Regions from separate parts of the Homo sapiens genome. Here regions 2 and 3 are each linked to region 1. A link is a contact called in ENCODE Hi-C data. All regions are on one chromosome and are shown on one strand. Each heading gives the region's core, a stretch centred on a gene start or an enhancer-like site at or near the end of the contact. The rest is flanking DNA. Distances are from core to core; before and after follow the strand shown.

What was found. A loop is a pair of places that touch in the nucleus more often than their neighbours do. Pooled maps may share reads with other maps.
Region 2: a pooled map shows a loop between it and region 1 (6-fold over the local background). The contact joins the enhancer-like site here to the promoter of BEND6 in region 1. A Hi-C loop is called at or near these places in 2 of 37 single-sample maps with no recorded cell type and 9 of 50 pooled maps.
Region 3: a loop to region 1 is called in a pooled map, with 2.2 times the contacts of the local background. The contact joins the enhancer-like site here to the promoter of BEND6 in region 1. A Hi-C loop is called at or near these places in 1 of 50 pooled maps.

The regions. Positions count from the first base shown.
Region 1 is chr6:56,953,290-56,957,014 of GRCh38, forward strand. BEND6 (BEN domain containing 6) reads left to right here and starts at 1,818. Exons shown (of 7, transcript NM_152731.3): 1 at 1,818-2,171. It overlaps DST (dystonin), which reads right to left and starts at 1,541. Exons shown (of 104, transcript NM_001374736.1): 1 at 1,118-1,541; 2 at 496-530. The coding sequence starts at 1,298. RefSeq lists an enhancer at 524-1,155 and a silencer at 1,317-2,006.
Region 2 is chr6:56,591,219-56,594,943 of GRCh38, forward strand. It overlaps DST (dystonin), which reads right to left. Exons shown (of 104, transcript NM_001374736.1): 48 at 2,445-2,975; 49 at 964-1,140. Among named protein-coding and RNA genes, the nearest start is that of DST-AS1, 250 kb to the right of the region's middle. RefSeq lists an enhancer at 2,673-2,932. Within about 2 kb of position 1,858, at least 2 of the 41 ENCODE cell types and tissues checked have a DNase peak (open chromatin) inside an H3K27ac peak, as active enhancers do.
Region 3 is chr6:56,689,091-56,692,815 of GRCh38, forward strand. The region is part of intron 9 of DST (dystonin); the gene reads right to left. Among named protein-coding and RNA genes, the nearest start is that of DST-AS1, 150 kb to the right of the region's middle. Within about 2 kb of position 1,629, at least 7 of the 41 ENCODE cell types and tissues checked have a DNase peak (open chromatin) inside an H3K27ac peak, as active enhancers do.

The sequences.
Region 1 (3,725 bases), core at 568-3,067:
ACCATCATCGCTTTGCAAAAATCATCAGATGGTCCCCAATAAAACATGGAGAGCTTTAGGAGAAAACAGAAATGTAAACTTGAAAATCGAAAATGAAATGCATATGGATCAAATTGTTCTGCACTAACCTCTTCGTTTATCCAAGTGAACAACCAGAGTCAACTGACAGCACCCAGAAAACACTTCCACCAGCAAAATATAAACTGTAAACTCAAGTGACATCCACCCTGTGGCTAAGTTTTTTAAGGTCTGCAGCACTTTTAGGGTTTGCCTTTTCCCCTCTTGTACAACAGCTCCACTACACAAGAAATTTGCTAAAACCGTTCGCTGGGCACTAATATGAAATCACTTAAAAGGAAACATGCCACTTTCGGCTAGGGGACAGCATGTTCGTCATTCAGTGTCCTACTGGTTTCTTAACACGCATATAATTAATATTGGTACTCAGGAAAGAGAACTTCTTCTGACCTTGAGCGTGCGCGCTAAATAAATTACCTCAGAACGAAAGTGGTGCGATCTCAAAACAGCATCTGGGGAGAAAAGAGATAAATGAGACTTCATTTAACTCCTTGTTCTTCACCTACCGAGTGACTCATGACTTACCTGGGAGACCAGGGTTGGGAAAGCACATCGCAGACTCCTGGAATTCGGTGGGACATCCTGGGGGAGGGAGGAGGAGTCCTGGGGCCATCGGTCTCTACGTGATTTCTCCGCGAGAAGTTTGCATGAAAGTTCTGGGGGAGTTGGGGAGCCCCGAAGTTTCCATGCCTTACTTTCTTACCCCTACGCTCCAGCGAAGGATGCGTGAAGGCGAGGCTGGCGCAGCCCCGGACTACGCTCAAATTACCCTTAAGGCTTTAGCAAACTGACTAAAAATTTGAGTTCTTTCCTCCCCTCCCTGCCCTCGGCATCGCCGTGGTTATTCAAACCTGGGAGACTGGAGGGCGGAGGTGACGGCAAAAAGGGCAAGGGGCGTTAAAGAAACGCACTCAGCCTGGGGAGTGGGCAATGATGGGGCTAGGGGCAGCCGAGGAGAAGGGAGCGAGCCGCGCTTCACTCTCCAAATCGGCTTAATTGTTCCTGGTAGCCCGCAGAAACCCGTCGCGGCGTGTCTTACCTCGGCTTCTTGAACGACCCGAGAAGACCGATTTCATCGGATGCCTCCCTTTCTGGAGCTTGCGGTGCCAGCAGCAGAAGAAGACGATGGTGGCGATGGTGCCCAGCAGAAGCAACAAGAGGAAGAGGGCACATTGGATGCTGTAGGGTCTCAGCAAGACGAGGAAAGCCGCGGCGATCATGGTGCGGGCGAGGCGAGGGCGACTCGACGGCGGGGCTGGAGGGCGGCGGCACAGGCACCCGCGCTGGGCGCACGCCGGGACGGCGGGCACGGGTGAGCGCGGCTCAGCGCGTCATGCCTGGCGCTCGCGGCCCCGCGCCCAGCCCAATGGCTGCGCACCCCGCGCCAGCCGCGCTACGCGAGTGATCCAGGGCTGCGGGGAGCGCTTGCCATGACTCAGCAGACAGCGACGAGGCTGCGACTCGGCGGCTGGGATCCTCTCCCCTCCCTCCCCAGGCGCCCCCGCCCCCGTCCGTGCGCAGCCCCCGGGCGCAGCCCCGCCGGGGACGCGGCGAGTGGGGAGGAGCAGCGCCGCCGCCGCGGCCGCCCGGGCCCCGCGCATCGTCCTGCGGCCGCCGCCGACCTCAGCATCCCAGAAGCCGGGCGCACGTGGGTCGGGGCGGGGACGCGGCGCTCAGGCTGCAGCCGCGGCAGCCTGCGGGGGGCGGGAATGGGGCGCCGCGGCGGGGGCTCGGCTGATGACATCACGGCCAGGCTGCGGCAGCGCGGGCGCGCGGACATGGCTGCGGCGGTTTCGGCGGCGTCCGCGGGCTGCACCCGGGCCTGAGAGCCCAGCGCCCTCCCGCGGGGCCGCCCGCCAGTCCGCGCCGTCCGCGGGTGCATTGGCCGGGTGCCTCTAGCTTCCCGGACACCCGGAGCTTCCGCCTATCCAGCCTCCCTCGGCCAAATTGCTGCGGAGCCCGTCGTCAGGGGGCGCCAAGGAGCCAGGGGGAAAACCGAGAGGCGCTGACAGGAGCCTCCCGGCGGTGCTACCCTCCACCTCCCACCTCCCTGCGCCCCGCCCCGAGGTTGGGGCTTTGAAGAATGCAGCCGGGTGAGCTATTGCTTGTGGGGGTTTCCTCGCACTCTGAAGCGCGAGCGCCGGGAAGGGCCTTCCCTGGGAATTGGGATACTCCAGGAACGGGAGGCCCACTCCTCTCCAAGCCTCTCTAAACTAGGAGCGCTCCGGGGTAGTACGCTCTGGTCGGCAGAGGTGAACTCTTCCACCCCAAACTTGGTGCTTATCTCGCAGCTAAGAATTGGGCACTTTCGATCTTCTTGTATCCCTGGGTTTGCCCTAAAACCCTGACTCATTTAGTGCATTTGAAGGGCAAGGCGATTTCAGATTTAGGGACCTGGCAGATGAAGTAAGTTGGTACTTGGCTTATAAACATTTGGGGGAGAAATTTTTTAGGGAGTGTGAGGCAATAGTGATCTCTCACACTTGCAGGCACACTCTGTCTCCCCTTTGTCCCCTCCCCACGTTTCTTCATAACCAGCAAAAAGTATATGGCAGTTGGTGGCCAGGGGATTTAACACTGATGCAATGCCAGCACGGAAGGTATAGCGAGAGCGCTGCAGTGTGCCTTTCTGCGGACGGCCACGGCCACCTGGCCAGGAAGCGGCTGCTGCAGCAGTCATTCTGCGGCATCTTGCGGCCTTGGCGGGCGGTGCTGTGCCGCGTTCTGCTGCCCCCAAGGCAATGCTGGCTTTCCCTGTGTGGGGCTGGATTGTTTGTTTCATTTACTCGCATAAGAAAACTTTAATTATAGTGACAAGGTAACACTTGACTGCATTTGCGGAGTTTCTTATAACAACTGTATTAGCCTCTTTTTTGGAATATTTAATAGACTGAAGAAATTGTGTCATAAAAATTTATAAAAATTTGAAAAGCAGGTAAATAATTGGGAGGAATAAAAGTTTTATTTGCTTGTAGTGATCTCAAAATCAGTGTTGTTTTCCAACTATACAAAACCGTACAGCTCTGCATGAAAGCTTAATCATTGATGTCCTTAAAGCCAGTAACATATTACCGTGTGTAAGTATTAAACCTAAAAAGGCATTGGTTAATGCAGTCTCTTAGTGCCAGATTCATAAGCATGGAAAACAACAGATACGTTTTGTTTACAGCTGGTTTCCTTAAACAAAATAAACATTCGAATTGTTGACATGTTGCATCTCATTCATTCAGTTGTTTTGGATTGAACTCAGAAGGGCCCTTGCTTGGAGACACTGCATAAGGTGGGAATTTTGAATGGCAGCATGTAGGCTGCACTGAATTCCAGGATAGGCTTCATGGGTCTCTAGCACTCAGAGTGGGTGACAGGTAGCACTACATCATGTGCATATGGCTAAAGGTTTCTTGATACCGCAGCCCACTGCAGTGAGAAACTATTCAACAATTATGCAGAGGTTATTGAAGAAAATCCTGAGAGTTTGCAATGTGTGGCACATCAGGAAAGGAAGAATTCTCCACCGCATTGACTCAACAATGGCATGGTGGAGTAATTTTAAACAACAAAACTGAACTAACCGTGTGCAGACATTGGGGGAAATAACTAACAGAATTTTGGAAGGTCATCTTTATGCTTCTCATTGACTGAAATTT
Region 2 (3,725 bases), core at 608-3,107, 360 kb before region 1:
TCCACCACTGTATGACTGAGAATCGCACTGTTATGCAGTTTTGACACCAAGCCTGTATTTCTGAAAGAGCAGGTGGACTTTTTGAGAACTGTATTGAGTAATTATTCAAGTTTGTATCTCTATGAATCATGAAGATATTCAGTAAGAACCCTAATCCTGGTCCTTAGAACCGCTGAATATGATGGTAGCATCCCTTCTTCCCTTCCAACTGTCCATTCCTTAACAAATATTTATTGAGTACCAACTTTGGGCCAGGTAATATTCTAGGTGCTGTGAATACAGCAATGAATAAAGCAGACAAAGACACGTGTTCTTGTGGAGCTTAATTCTAATGGAGGAAAAAACAGTGAACAAGATAAGTAAGTATAAAGATAAATAAGTGGCCAGGAAAATACTGAGTTTTGTTTGGGGATGGAGGGGCACGTCACAAGCCATAACAGCAATGTCAAACCTGTTAAGAAAACATCAGGAAGGCTGGGCGCGGTGGTTCACACCTGTAATCCCAGCACTTTGGGAGGCTGAGGCAGGTGGATTACCTGAGGTCAGGAGTTCAAGACCAGCCCAGCCAACATGGCGAAACCCCGTCTCTACTAAAAATACAAAAATTAGCGCCTGTAGTCCCAGCTGGTGGCGGGCGCCTGTAGTCCCAGCTACTTGGGAGGCTGAGGCAGGAGAATCACTTGAACCCAGGAGGCGGCAGTTGCCGTGAGCTGAGATCACACTACTGCACTCCAGCCTACACGATGGAGTGAGACTCCATCTCAAAAAAAAAAAAAAAAAAAAAATTCGGAAAAAAAAAGAATGTACTGTGGAGAAATAGAGTCAAAACTACCTCTGGAGGCAGAAGTATACTTTTCACATCATTTGTTCCCCTCTCTTAGCTGAAACTATCACAAAAGTGTGAGAAATTGGAAGCCTTTCAGTAAGACTACTGGAAATGTGGATCTTTCTCTCGCTTTTTACCTTGGTCTCTTCTAATTGCCTTTGAAGATTTTTGGGGTCCACCGCAATAGGTTCAGATAAGTGTTTGCTCGCTGTGGCCTCACAGGCCTGGAGTCCAGCAAGAAGTCCACATGAAGCATCTTCATAGTGTTGATATTTATCCACCAGATCTTTAAGATTATTTCCAAGAACATTGCACTAACAATCAAAAGAGAAAAGGGGTAGGAGATTAAAACCCACTATTTTCATATGCATCAAATAATCTTAGGACCTATAAAATATGTAACTTGGAAAAAAAACCAGACTTCCACCAAAGTTAATAAAAACTCTGTTGGGCTAAGATTTCCTCCTTTATATGAAGAGGTACCCTATAAGAAGCCAAAAAGTAACCATAAAATAAAGAGATAGTTCTGGATTTATACCAATTCAAAAACATATTTACAAGAGCTGAGTCTTAACATAGAATAAAAGATAAAGACATCAATCATCAGAGGAAGGAGATTTTGATACACCATGTGTATAGATATCGATTTGATGGAAGGGTTTTAAAGGTGCTTAATAAATTTCTATATGTTGCACAAGTTAATTAACAAAAGGAAGACAAAGAGTCTATATTAGAATGGAGCAAAGTCCAAGAGCCAGTGATGGTCTTTAAATCATTTATGCAACTTGGCAAGTCTGTTCAGATTATATTACAAACCAGTAAATATTTTCTTAGATTTTTTTTTTTCAAAAAAAACCTTTTACTTGACCACAGAAGTAAAACAAGCAAAACAGTCTTTTATTCATTAAGTATTAAAATAACATACTGATCAAATATACAAGACAAACACCTGCAGTGTTTGTGAAGAGGATAATCTGAGATGAAACCAGTTCCCAAGCTTGAGAGGCTGCAAGCATCTGTTTTTGCTTAGAGTCAATGCACAACCGCCATCTTGTGGTCACACTGGATATTAGAGCATTTGAGAGCTGGGACTTCTGGAAATCATGCTCTCAAAAACTAAAGTAACTTTAAGTTTCTCATATTTAAATACATTGTTCAGAAGTAAAGCAGGTGAATAAGATAGAGAGAAGGCTGGGCACTGTGGCTCATGCCTGCAATCCCAGCACTTTGGGAAGCCGAGGTGAGCGGATCACGAGGTCAGGAGATCGAGACCATCCTGGCTAATACAGTGAAACCCCATCTCTACTAAAAACAGAAAAAAAATTAGACGGGCGTGGGGGTACATGCCTGTAGTCCCAGCTAGTCGGGAGGCTGAGGCAGGAGAATTGCTTGAACCTGGGAGGCAGAGGTTGCAGTGAGCCGAGATCACGCCACTGCACTCCAGCCTGGGCGACAGAGTGAGACTCCTTCTCAAAAAAAAAAAAAAAAATAGAAGTAGGCTAAAGCTACCTTTTCCTCCTGTTTTGGATTTTAGGTTTCTTGCCTCTTGTTCCAAAACTATAATTGAAAACTATAATTGCAGATTGACTTTTCCCTTAAAAAATCAAAATAACATTACCTTAGAGTAGAGAGACCTGAACCGATCAGTAGCATGATCCAACTTGCGCTGCACTTCTCTGTGGGTTGCAGAAGTATCAACCTTGCCACCGTCTCTCTTGCTGCAAGATTTGGCAGCTTCCAACACTCTGTTTCCAGAAATTGTGATGTATCTCAAGTCACCTTTGTGAGAAATAACGTCTTCTGAGAAACTCTTCTGCCTCTTCAATTTGGTCATTAAACCATTGATGTCATCTGCACCTGCCTCCAGGTTTTCAAGTTCTTGTTCTGACTGCTGTAGCCAGTGCTCAAACTCGGTATAGTCAGCATCAAACTTTTCTAATTCTTCCTGCAGAGAGTGAGTTAACTTCATTTTCTTCTCTGACTCAGCCAGTGCAGTTTCATAATGCACTTTCAGTTCCTTCATGTTCTTTTGCAGTTTCTCTTTTTCTTCAGGAGAGAGATACTGACCCTGTTTCTCAAGCAACACTTGTGCAGACTGAGTGGCTATGATCACTGCTTGGTGCTGAGAGATGATCTTCTCGTGTTGGGCCTATGTGAAAACAAATTGATCATAATCTTCAAGCAGTAACGGGGTAACACCTGCAGGGAGCTCCTTGCCGCCTCAAGACTGACAGGTTTCAATGATCTACAGGGCTACAACTTGCTTCTCATTCCCCTTTTCAAGCTATACCGTACTCCCTTTTATTGGTGGATTTCAGAATAACAAGGCATTTTGAGCATGCTAATCTTATTTTAAAGAAAATTTCCAATCTTCTCTATGTACTTAATCAGATAGGACAGACACCATTTTTCAGAAGTTTAGAAAAACCAATTTCTATTCCAATTTTAAAATAAGTGTCTATAATCTGATCTCATTTTATTCCCTGCTTTCTCACAACTACCCAAAAAAGAATGTCTTTACCTAATTTTTGGACAAACAAGTATAATATTTTTTATTACGAAATGATCCTGGAAAAACTTTTAAATAGGGAAAAAGAATCTGTAACTTTAAGCTTTAAAAAGGTTTCAAAAATAACTAAGCAAGAACACTGTACATTCAGAGAAGCCCAATGGACATTAGAGAAGCAGATATAATAAAAGAGAATCCTGGAGCTACTCAGCTTCACTGGGCCTCAGTTTCCTGCATGTGAAAATGGAGACAATAACTCCTACACATCACAGGTTGCTGTTAAGGAGTACATGAGATCACATATGTAGAGCACTTCCTGCAGAGCTGGGCATGTGCCAGAAATTCAAATCCACTCTGAAGGCAGGAAGGCAGGGCTCCCAGGCAGGTGTG
Region 3 (3,725 bases), core at 379-2,878, 260 kb before region 1:
GAGACTCAGTTTCCTCATCTATAAAGATGGAGCTCATAACAGAACACTTCAGAGACTTGCTCTGAAGATAAATGTAGTTGGGGAGTGCTTGGAATATAGCAGGACTCAACAAATAGCATTATTATTAGCAGTAGAATCATGATCTAGTACAGTATCCTCCTTTTATAGAAAATGAAACTGAGACCTAGAGAAATAAAGAAGACTGCCTAAGTCATGCAGCTGTCTGGTGGCAAAGCCTGACTAGAAGAACTTCGATCTTCTGCCTGCCAGGCCCGTAGTCCACATTGCTTATCAGAAAACCTACATTAAGAAGAAAATGAAATGGCAAATACTAAGCTAAGGTGATGCTGATTCTCTAAATCTGGTGTGTTTTTAAAAACACACGAGCAGGTGCCTAAAACATATACAATACTGTCTCATGACAGAAGATATTCTGATTAAATTAAATCTCAAGCAAGGTGTTTTTCAATAAGCAATCTAGAGGATTCTCCTGCAGGGACCCTGGGGCCAGGCTTTGAGAAGTACTGCTGCAGAATAAGAATAGTAAAAAGCTCCCTATCCAACGTCCTGACCCTTAGAATCACCTACAGAGCACCCACCCTTATCTATTACATTAGAATAACTGTAGGTGACATCCAGGCATCTATCTGTTTTGAAATATCTTCAGATGACTCTTACATGTATATGGCCAGGTTAGAGAACCCACAGTCTACAGATGATGAAAACAACTATCTTTGCCAATATCAACTTAACAAAACTGGGAAGAGGTGGGATTTGTGAAACTAAAGAAAAAAGAATGTTTTCTGGAAAGAGCTCAAGGACAAAGGTAGGAAACCTTGTCACAAGGTACAAGGTGAGTCTTCGACAAACAGAAGATCCTTGAAAAAGGTACAAACACTAAGTTCATTACTCCTTGTCTCCCAAAAGGATCTACCTTCTGCCACCTGTTTATAACATATCCTTCACAGATGACACTATTAACATCAATTCCTGCTCTAACTTTTTAGCAATCTCCCTTAAATTTCATTGACAAGTAAAACAAGTGGGATGTCGTGCCATAATTTAACTCAGGTAATCTTATTTACCATGTTGCCTTAAGGATTTATTTAACCTGAGTTTCCATTTTTTCATTCTGTATATGAGGCATAGTCTATTTTGCCTATTTCATAGAGTTGTTTGGATGATCAAATGACGCGATGTGTCTGAAACCATTATTCCAATTCCAAAGCAGTATACAAATCTAATATACTCCTTTTTTACCTACTTATCCTAATAAAAATATAACATGTTGATAACATTTATATGCAGCAGGAAGGGCTGGATGAATGGCCTCCACAGAGCCCCCTGAACCAGGAAGACCACTCTAGGTCAGCATGTCATTGCAACGACTCAAAAGGGAAGTAGGCTGAGAATGATGAATGTCACAGGACTAGGGGAGATCAAGTCAGGTTAAGATAAGCTCAAAAAATTGTACACTATTCTACTTAGAAGTTAACTCAAAAGTTAAGTCCAACCCTACATGCAACTCAGAGCAAAAACTGATCACATAGGGAAGCTATGAAAAAGAACAAACAAAAGGAATGTTGGTTAATCAGTCATTTCCGGGATGAAATGCCAATGAAGCGGCTGGAAGCTCTCATTTGCAACTAATTCTCCAATGAAAAATGTAGAATCCAATGCAAGATAAAGAGTTCTGTGGAAGTTTCCAACCAAAGATAATTAAGAAACAGAGTCAAACACCTCCAAGGTAACAGGAAGAATGTCCTAAGAGGAATAGCTAAACTCTTGATTTGGACTCTTTGTGTGCCACAGAATAAATAAATAGTCTTTATCTGAACTACAGGGACATGAGATGTCAAACCCTTCAGATAATATAATGACTACCCATTCAGCTTTAACCTAGAAGACGTCAGGCTTTATATACATTGCATTACAGTTATTTCGCAAATCTGACTGGTCAGTTTATGACTTATTTCCACATATATTTTCCATTGAAGGAAAGGCTAATGTACCACTAAGGAAACAGATTATAAAAATTTCCATTAATGCAAAAATGTACAGCTTACTTGAAGCCAAATTATGCTGGAAAACATATGTGAAATTAAACCAAGTGCTTATATTCATAAACATATAGTAGTCAAGTAGTTTTCTTTTGCACTAGGCTTTATGACAGAGCTACATAGATAATGACACAGACTGAATGCTTTCTTTTTAAAATATAACCACTGTAAAATATAAACAGAACTGATGGCATAATATTGGCAAGGTGTAGCGGTGTATATAAACAGGACACCTTCAGGAGAACTCAGAAACCAAGGTCAGTGATGATGGCGCACACTAACCCTCATAAAACCTCATTCTATCATTATGCAAATGATCTCTGCTCATTGATACAATGACCTTGCCAAGAATGTTTAACATCACAAATATTCTTTATGTTCAGATTTTTTATTAAAAGATAAAGTTAGGAATAGCTTAAAGAAAAAGCCATCAACTCCTGAGTAGTAACATGTAGAGGTTATGTGGATAATACATTTTTTGAGCAATTAAATAAATACCTATCTAATTATATTTTAAAGACAAGTAAAAACCCCAGATAAGTAACTTGTCTAAAGCTAAATATCAGTGTTAGGAATAAAGATCTCAACTTCCTAGTAGTCTGTGTCATTTTCAAATTCCTATGGCATGCTACCCTAACAATTTCTGATTTTAGACTGGGGCTGGGGAATAACATAAAGGAAAAGATGTACCCTAGCCCTCAAAACATATGCACAGAATTGACAGCAATTATGTGAATGTTTCTGCACATGAAAATCAACAGAGAACCAGAATCTGGCTTTTCAAACTCATGAATCAGCAAGTCGGTATTGACTGATAATTTTACAGTATCCTATTATTTGTTACAAAGCTATTGTCTTCTCATGACTATTTCTAATTGAACTTTTACCTACAGTCCAACTAAGCTTCCACAGGCTATTCCACAGGCAAAGTCAAGAATCATGAACCAGAAAAATTCAAAAGATATGCACTCTCTTACTGTAGTGCTTTTTAAAGTCTTCCACCAATAATGAAAATGTACAGGATTTTTAGATTAAAGTGTGGTCAAAGAATGTGCACAGCACAAAAATAAAATCATAACAATCAAACCTGAGGCTACTAACAAAACGCAACAGAAACTCTATGGCTTTTACATACACTAATATGAAAATAACTTTATAAAAGACAAATTAGATGTCAGTCTGATGTGAGCACCTGGAACACTTATTTACTTGAACTCAGACTCCACATTTCACTTACCTCATTTCCATCTGTGTCCTTAGAAACAGAGGACATACTAGTATAAAGGGAATGGCATCTCTTTTTTTTAAACTGAAAATGCTGTGTTGCATGAGGGCAAAATCTCTCAGTGTTTTGCTTTTCTTGAATACTGCTATAACTTTTTGGTGGGTCTTCAGGAAACCCACTTTTTTCGAGTGATCTTTCTATACCCGAGGGAATAGAGCTTAAGCTGGCTGCCTTTCGGAAAGAAAAAACATCAGTTTTTTCCTGGAATGTTATTTCGCTTGTGTTGACATCATCTAAATGTTTCTTCCTCTTTGCGCAATATGGAGTGCTGTCTTTTTCTGAAATCCTTTCATCCAGTTCACTAACTTTTACTTCTGTTTCACTGTCTTTAGCAGGAGAAGTGTTCACACAGTCAGACCAACTGCTTACAGCACTCGGCA